Regions from separate parts of the Mus musculus genome. Here region 2 is linked to region 1. Evidence: chromatin loops called from intact Hi-C (ENCODE). Cell type or tissue: gastrocnemius. All regions are shown on one strand. Each heading gives the region's core, and the rest is flanking DNA. Links, peaks and the distances in the headings are about the cores only.

What was found. Hi-C counts contacts between places; a loop is a spot of excess contacts. Peaks named below come from ENCODE experiments on the same cell type or tissue, not always from the same donor. Only the 100,000 strongest peaks of a DNase experiment are listed, where the experiment ranks them.
Region 2: a loop joins it to region 1, with 2.6 times the contacts of the local background. A loop is called at or near these places in 3 of 42 quality-filtered maps.

The regions. Positions count from the first base shown.
Region 1 is chr7:34,405,350-34,409,742 of GRCm38, forward strand. No RefSeq gene overlaps it. Among named protein-coding and RNA genes, the nearest start is that of Lsm14a, 18 kb to the left of the region's middle. In gastrocnemius, for the core only: a CTCF peak has its summit at 2,348 (motif pointing right); a DNase peak (open chromatin) is centred at 2,370.
Region 2 is chr7:34,917,286-34,921,678 of GRCm38, forward strand. Pepd (peptidase D) reads left to right here. Exons shown (of 15, transcript NM_008820.2): 2 at 4,044-4,227. Among named protein-coding and RNA genes, the nearest start is that of Pepd, 7.1 kb to the left of the region's middle. In gastrocnemius, for the core only: a CTCF peak has its summit at 2,741 (motif pointing left); a DNase peak (open chromatin) is centred at 2,739.

The DNA of each region.
Region 1 (4,393 bases), core at 109-4,108:
CAACTCCATCCTGTATTCCTTGAAGCAAGTGTCTTTGTTGTAGGTCATTCAGAGAGTTCAAGAAAGCAGGTAAAAACTCCACTGGCCAAGGACACCTTTATTTCCAGCACTGGGGAGGCAGAGGCAAGCTGATCTTTGTATGTTCCAGGCCATCCATCCTGTGTTGTTGGTTGGCCTGATGCTGTTTGTATTCTGATGTTAATTCTGCTTCTTCAGCTGCCCACTTTGACTCACCCCCATTCTCCCCGACCCCCCGACCCCCCAACCCCCGCAGAGCAGTCCATCACATGCTTGGATGATCTCATGTGAGCCTTCTCCCCATTTTAATTGGTCAGTAAAGGTTAGAGCCTGTAATTGGGCAGTGGAGGGGAAAGGTGGGGCTGAAGGTTTGAAAATGGGGGCAGGTAGAGACCCAGAAGAGGATAAGAGGGAAGGGGAGAGGACAAAAGAAGAGGAGAAGGCAGCCATGATGGACCAGAAGAAACTACAAGTAGCAAGGGGTCTCATAGCTGGGGAATAAGTTAATATAATGTTAGATCTGCCCAATGCAAGCATACAGTTTATAATTATAATAACTGGATTGTGTGGTTTTTATATGGGCTTATTTGGGTTGGAAATTCCAGCAACAAATTGGCACCCAAGGTGGGGTTTAGGATTGAACTAACCTGAGATAAAAGTCTACCCCCTACCTTTACCTAAGTGGGAGTCTATATAGTGAATTTCAGTCCAATCAGGGCTACATAATGAGACCCTGTCTCAAAAACCAAACCAAACAACCCCTACTGGGTCTTTTTGAGGGCAGCTCTGATTTAAAAAGCTCCATTCCTCACCAGAGACTTCCACAACAGTTTCCTAGATGTAGTCTCCAGGGCCTCTGCAAGGGATGGACCCACGAAAAAAGTTCCACATTCATAAAACACAACCTAAAGTACCGATGGCAAATGCGGCTCAGGAGTGGGGAGCTTGTCGAGCTTGTGCAAGGCTCTGGGTTCAAGTCCCAGCCCCACAAATACACAAGCAAACAACCTCCCACACAACCGATGAACATAAGCTGATAGCTGTGACACCATCTAGCTGTCAGTCAATGGCAGTTGACCATTTTTACTCAAAGCCATCCTTCTTAGCAGCTCAGTTGACGCTTTCAGAGACGTACATAAGCTTACAATTAAATGTTTAGGTAGGGCATTTTGCTGGTCAACTCCTGGAACTTTGGTTAATGGCTTCAATAGAAAAAGATTTTGTGACCAGTGTTTGTGTACCCAGTGGGATATGGGCCCCATATCCTATGCAATTGGCCATCAGTGCTTTTAATTGTTAGAGAAGTAGTCTACCGCTTTTATTGTGCCTATTTGTTTATTCATTGGCTTTGTTTTGTTGAGAAAGGTTCTCTCAATATAGCCTTGGCTAGCTTAGAAGTGGCTATGTAGACCAGGCTGGCCTCAAACTTCCAGAGGTCCACCTGCCTCTTCCTCCCAAGTGCTGGGACACATCTGGCCTTACTGTGATAATTTTAGAAATTATATATCAAGCCGGGCCGTGGTGGCTCACGCCTTTAATCTCAGCTCTTGGGAGGCAGAGGCAGGCAGATTTCTGAGTTTGAGGACAGCCAGTCTGGTCTACAGAATAAGTTTCAGGACAGCCAGGGCTACACAGAGAAACCGTCTAAAAAAGAAAGAAATAAAGAAATAAATAAAAAAAGAAAGAAAGGAAGAAAGGAAGAAAGAAAGAAATTATGTATCATATAGTATTATATGATAATTTCCCCCCAATCCAGCTAACTACAGCGAAAATTACTCAACTTCCTTATAAAAGCACGCGTTGCTAAATACTATATGTAAATGAAGGGTTTCAGTAATCCTTAAAAATTATTTTATTTATCATCTAACTATCTATTATCTATCTATCTATTTATCTACCTATCATCTATTATTTAAGTGCATTGGTGTTTTGACTGCATGTATGATTATATTAGGGTGTTGGATCCTCTGGAACTGGGGTTACAGTCAGTTGTGAGTTGCCATGTGGGTGTTGGGAATTGAACCTGGACTCTCTGGAAGAGCAGCCGGTGCTCTTAACCACAGAACCATCTCTCCAGCCCCAGAGTTTTTATTACTCTTAAGGAACAACTCAAGACCTTTAAAATAACCACTCACGAGCTGGAAATGGTGGTACATACTTGTAATTCTATCCTCTGGATGCTGAGGAAGGAAGGTTGAAGTTCAAGGCCAGTCTGAGTTACAGTGAATTCTGGTCTGGCCTGGAGTACATAAGAGACCAAGCTAAAAAAACTAACCCATTTATTTAGTCTGTCGCTTTAAGCAATGCTCACATTCCTGTTGATTTCCACTAGATGGCAGCAGAGGACAGCTGTTTGCCTGCGGTGTAGGGTTGAATTAGAGCGGTCATTATTTATTGTGTGTCTCGGAGGTCAGAGGACATCCTCAGAGAGCTTTCTCTCTCCGTCAGGTGGATCATAAGGCTCTAACTCAGGCTTTCAAGTTAGGCACTGAGCTATTTCACCGGTTCTAGCCCGTAGTTTTCTTTTGTATGTATGTATGTATGTTTGTTTGTTTGTTTGTTTGTTTTGAGGCAAGGTCTCTCCAGGTAGCCCTGGCTGTCCTGAAACACACTATATAGATCAGGCCCTCCTGAGCCTCTGAGAGCTTCAATTAAAGGCATGCTCACCATGCCCGTCTCTTCTATTTTCTGAGGCTCAGGCCGGTCTGGAGCTCTTGCTCCTCCTGCTTCAGCTTCCTGAAGATTGGGATTCCAGGAGTGCAACTACCACATCCAGTTTCTTTAGCGTTTCTACAGGGGCAGCTTTCTTTAACCCTTCATCTGTGATTCCAGATTCAGTAGTGCTGGAGTAGCGGTGCCTGTTTGCATTTGCGCTCTGCGCCCGGCGCTCTTAACGATTCCACAGGAATACGGGAAGATGAGAGTCTGGACACAGTTGGAGTCCATCTGGAAGTCACACTTGCTCTTTCAGCTAGAGTCCTATCACAGGCATGGGGTCTCTGAGTTTATTCAATAGCCTTCTTTGCACCCACCTAGTACCCATTTCAGGTGCACATGAATCTATCCCGGAAGCCCACCTGCCGCTGCGGTTCTATTTAGATCCCTTAGGTGGACTCTGAGCGGTTTCTGTTCAGCATGGATTTGTTTTGATTCCAATCTGATTTATCTCCTCATGCAATACAGACTTTTCCATATCATAAGAAAGGTAGGTAGATTCTTTCAAGCTTTTCTTTAAAAAATTACACACACACACACACACACACACACACACACATATTTTAAAGAAGTGTCTCACTATGTAGCTCAGGCCAGCTTTGAACTCATGTTCCTCCTGTCTCTAGTTCTTTTACTTTCTTTTGAGACAGCATCTCATTACATAAACCAGACTGCCCTCAAACTCACAAAGATCAGCCTGCCTCTGCCTTCTGAATACTGAATACTGGGACTGAAGGTGTGTGCCACCATACCTAGCCTGACCCTAGCCCTTGAATCCTGGTATTCCAGATGTGAGCCACCTTGCCCAACTCAGTCCTCTGGCCAAATTGAATCGAGGGTTCTGGAAGAGCTAAGGGTGTTGCTTACCGCTCGGCAGTGCCCAAGGCAAAGTCTTCTAGGATCCAACCAAACAAGAATCCCAGTCTCACTGGTGTCTTCAGAAGGAGCTGGGACAGGATCCACACAGACAGCAAGAATGTTGATAGATAGTCCTAGCAGTGGGAAGCCTTGCAGAAGCTTAGAGATGGCTCAGATTATGGAGACAAGATCTGTGAGGGGCAGGTGTGAGAGGCGCCATGTTGCCCCCCCTGGCTAACAGTTTCTTTGATAACAATTCAGCATGCAGGCCTGGCTTCTAGATCCATCCCCAAGGGAGAACTGGCAGTTAGAAAAGGAGCCCAAAGCTATGGCAATTCCTTGCCTAGATAAAAGTTAACAACTAGGGGGTCATTTTCATTAGAAACAATGTTGTTTAGCAGCATAGTTGACACACACCTTCTTATCTGTTTCCAGGGAAGGATGGTTAGAAAATGAAAGGACAGGTCCCCAGGAAGAAGAGGAAAAATACCGATACTTCATCCTGAAACCTAGACATGGAAAGAGACAATAGGCAGGTGCCTGAGTTAAGAAGTTTGCAAAATGAGTGGTTATGCTTGTTTGCTTGGTTTGGGTTTCTTGAAACAAATTTTCTGTATTGTACATCAGGCTGACCTTAAGCTCCTGGCACTGCCTGGCCTTGAGAGCTTTGAGATTAACAAGCAGGGGCTACTATGTTTGACTCACGTTTTTTGTTTTTGTGAGACAGTCTCTTATGGAATCCAGGCTAGCCTTAAACTACACTCTGTAGACTCCGGATTCTCTTACCTCTAACTTCTAAATT
Region 2 (4,393 bases), core at 278-4,277, 510 kb after region 1:
CAGAAAGCAGGCTGAGCAAGCCATGGAAAACAAACCAGTAAGCAGTACACCTCCATGGCCTCTGCATCAGCTCCTGCTTCCAGGTTCCTGCCTGTTCTGACTTCCTAGGTGATGAGCAGTGGTGTGGAAGTGAAAGCCAAATAAACCCTTTCCTCCCCAACTTGCTTTTTGGTCATGGTCTTTATCACAGTAATAGAAACCTTGAGACAGCGGCATAGGGAGTTTGAGACAAGGGTGGGCTGCAGGAGCTGTGGCCTGGGTCCGGCTCTGTTATTAGTCAGTCTGTTATTGGCCCTGGGCTGCCTCCTGGGTGACGGTGGTTGGCCTGGGAGGGTCTGTCCTGTGGATGTCTTTAGCCCTGAGCTGGTCCACCACAGCCACTCTGTTCCTCTCAGACATATCTATGCCCTGGCTGCATGCAGTGGAATGTACTTTGTTTGTTCTGGGACTCTGGAATGACATGCTTGTGGATTTGAAATTCCAAGGGTCAATTAACAACCAACCAACCAACTAACGAACAAACCCGACCCTTCATCAGAAACCAGTTGGACAGCCAGGCCTAGAGGAGGCGTCGGGAGTCTGGGCAGGAGAATTGCAAGTTCGAGAACTTCATGGCTGACAGAGCAAGTTCAAGGCCAGTCTGTCTCAAAATAAAATGTTAAAAAAAAAAAAGGGGGGGACGCCTGGGGATATAGCTCAGGGCCGGGTGTTTGCCTAGGATGTGTCAGATGCTGGGTTCAGTTCCCAGCATCACAAAGGGAATGCGCTGAGGATGTTTTATTGGTACTATATTAGATGAATTTACAGAGAGAAGTCACTCTTTGCTCTGGCCCTGACTATCCCTTTGAGGGTTTGATATCTCTGCAATCTTTGATCCTGAGGCTGTCCTGGAGTACTTAGTGACTGGAGCACATGGCCTTGCCTGGTGGCTCAGGCTGAACTGGCTTTCTTTAACCCAGATAAAGGTGGGTGGTGGTGTGACTGAGCCCTGTGGAGGCGTAAGTGAGTATCCCAGGGCTTGTTCCAAGGAGCCCCCTCGAATACTAACGTGCTCAGGTGATCCCTTATATGAAGCAGGCAGTAGACCCCAAGTCTGGGTGTCCAACCTTCTAGATGGGATGATCACATGCCGGGGACAGGCGTCACTTGGAGGTGGGTCATGTAGAGGAGAGCTGTGGGAGGCGACGAAGCCCAGCCTAGCATTTCAGAAGTGGTACTGGAGGTGGGGCGATTTGCTCTGAGCCCGTCCTGTCTGTGGCTGGAGTCCTTATGGATTTGCTCATGAGTTCCCCTCCTGTGCTGTGCTGACCCCCTTCCATGGGTGTAACCCAGTAGATAGGAAGCGGGTGGGAGTTCCCTGAGTGTGGGTGCTGGTAGGTGCACTTTCAGTTCCTGTCAGCCAGGCCAGCTGGGAGCCATGCTTACAAGCTGTTACTAGGATACTCCTGCCCTGTCACCCTCGTGGCTGAGAACAGCAAATATCAACCCCAGCTTTGTGGAGGTCCTGGCCACTTGTGCTCATCAAACTGCCTACTTACTTGCCTGGGAGGCAGGAAGGGCAGGTGCTGGGGGTAGGAGTGAGTATCTAGACCACCAGCATGTGGAGGTGCTCCCCACTCCTCCACCCTTCCTGCCTCCCAACTGATGAATGGAGCTGTCATGGCACTTTGCAATGTCACAGTTGATGTGTGCCCCCCGCACCCCCACAAGCACTTGCTGTGTGTCAGGCATTGTGCTAGGCACAGGACACAGTGACTCAGACAGATCTAGGTCTATCTCCTGGAGGGCCTGTTTCAGTTAGGGTCCTGGTTGGTGCCAGGAGTTTGCTGCAACGGTGGTTTTTACAGATCTGCAGGAATGTAAAAAGAACCTGAAGGAGGGGAAGTTGTGGCTCTGCTCTGAGAGACTGGCACAGGCCATTTAGTTTTATGGCCTTCCATGGAAGGAGGGAGTTGAGGGAGCTCTGTGCTCGAGTTTTTCTCCTTCCCCACCCCCACCTCTCATAGGCTCAGCCTACCTGGAATCCAGAGGCTGGGAAGAGGCTATAGACTCACAGTCTATAGGTCCAAGGCACTGTGGATGGGCGGGATCTGGACGGCAAGTGGGGAGTCCTGCCTAGTGCTATGTGGGGTGAGTGGTGGTGGTGGTGGTCGGGCAGAAATGAGTCTAGGAATGCTTACAAGGTGGTGTTGGGGCCAGGGTATGTGGGAGGAATGTGTAAGGTGTGAGGGTCATGAGGCCTCTAAGATCATGGCTCCCCTGCAGTGTGATGGGAGGCTCATCATGGATGGTCCTTGTTCAGAGCCTACTCGTCTGCAGTAGCTCTGGCTTAAGCCTGCTCTTCTTCAACTGTGCCACTGCCCCTGACTGGACACTTCAGGGGCTCCCTGTTGCATACCCACACTTGTCTGACTTCTGGCTGCTTTGCTTGATCTGCACACCTTCCTTCCTGGGTATCATTACCAGACATTGATACCAGTTCTTTGTCTCACCATGCCACATGTTACCTGGACAGCCACAAATTAAGTCTGTGCTTTGCATAGAGGAGGAGGCTGCTGAAGGGTGGGAAGCTCAGACCAAGAAAGCAGTGCAGAATTTTTTTTAAGTTGTTGAGATGGAGGTGGATCTAGACCGCTTGGGCTAGTCCCCTGATACGTGTGTGAGGGTGATGGACCAGAGGTGGGATGAGAAGGCAGGGATGGCTTGAGCACCATCAGAGCGCAGCTCCCTCTAGTGGCAGGACGAGGCAAGGCTAGCTGTTATGTCAGAGGGCCAGGGCCTCTGCATGTAGGGGGACATGATTGGCCTGTGATGACAACAGATGGTACTTAAAGCTGAAGCATTGAATCCACGCAGCTATACCCAGTGGAAGGAAGAATATGGACCTAGTCCTAGGGTTCCAATACAGGTTGGCTTGGAAATGATGGGGAAAACAGAGGATGGAGGAACCATATCAATTAGAGTTCAGCAGTATTGTGTACCAGTGTCAAGGCTACAGAAAGGCCTGGTGAGGATCAGATCAGGACCCAGTGTGGATTTAGCAGCATAGGCTCATTGTGGTCAGATGGACTGTGTTTGCTTAGGGGAGCGATGTGTAGGTCTTGGGATAAACTGGGGAGGGAGCATATGTTGTCAGGAGTGCCAGAGGCTTAGGTTTTCTTTAGAGTATTAACAGCAAAGTGGAGGAAGAAATGGACTGCTGAGAGGGCTGAGGAAGTAGTTTTCCTTTTTTTAGGATCAGATTATTTTATGTCTGAATGTTGAAGGTGTCCCAGTTGGGGAGAAACTTGTTGCAGAAGCAACCTGTGAATGGGTATGGGGGTGTGGGGGTGGGGCTGTGCACAATCTGTGGGTGTGGCATGAGACCTGGGCATGAGCTATCTTAGAAACCTAGAGAGGCGCATCTCCCAGTGAAGGCAGACCTGGCCCTTCCCAGCTCCAGTAGACTCTCGAGAACAGCAGCCTTGCTCTCCTTGAAGCCCACACTCTGCAGTTGCTGCTCACAGGAGCATGGTGCTGTGGGGCAGCACTGTTTGTGCATACTGAGGGGTTGGGCACTGACGAGCTACCAGTGCAGGCTGGAACTACCAGTGCAGGCTGTAAGGCTGGGAACGGATGTGACAGGGGGTGGAATGGTGAGTGCATGTATGGTGTTGGCCAGTACTGACTGGATCAGAGCTCAGCTTTCCCACCTGTTCTTGAAAAATCCAAAGCAGATGGCAGGCCCTGGAGGGTGGCACATAACTGCTGTCTCCCCTGCAGAGGCTTTCCCACATAAGCCTTGCCCACCTACCAGCTGAGCAGGTCCAGCCACCCCTCATCCCCAGCTAAGCCAGGCACTCAGGAGCAGGAGGGTAGAGAAGTAAGATGGACAAGCCTTGGTTGGCTCAGTGGTTGGCTCAGTGAAGGACTGTTTCTGGGTCCCAACAGGTTAAGGGTAGGCCGACTTAGCACAAGTTGCCCAGAGTCCTCTGCAGGCACAGACCCCAGGTAATGGCCACCCGTGGGGAGGCGCTAACTGGCCTGTGCTCCTGTCTCTGCAGCCCTTCCTTCTCCCTGGGGAATGAGACCCTGAAGGTGCCACTGGCACTATTCGCCCTGAACAGGCAGCGCCTGTGTGAGAGGCTGAGGAAGAATGGAGCTGTACAGGCCGCCTCAGCTGTCGTGTTGCAGGGCGGGGAAGAGATGCAACGGTACTGCACCGATACCTCCATCATCTTCCGCCAGGTGAGCCGCACCTCGCCGTCACAGGCTTGCCAGGCATGGGGCTCAGGGCTGGACAGAGGTTGGTTCCAGGGGCCCCTAGAGGCAGCATGGGAGCAGGAGTGCATGCATGCTGACCCTCCACATCTGGGGTCAGCACCACCAGCCTCACCTGTTGGGCAGAGATGTC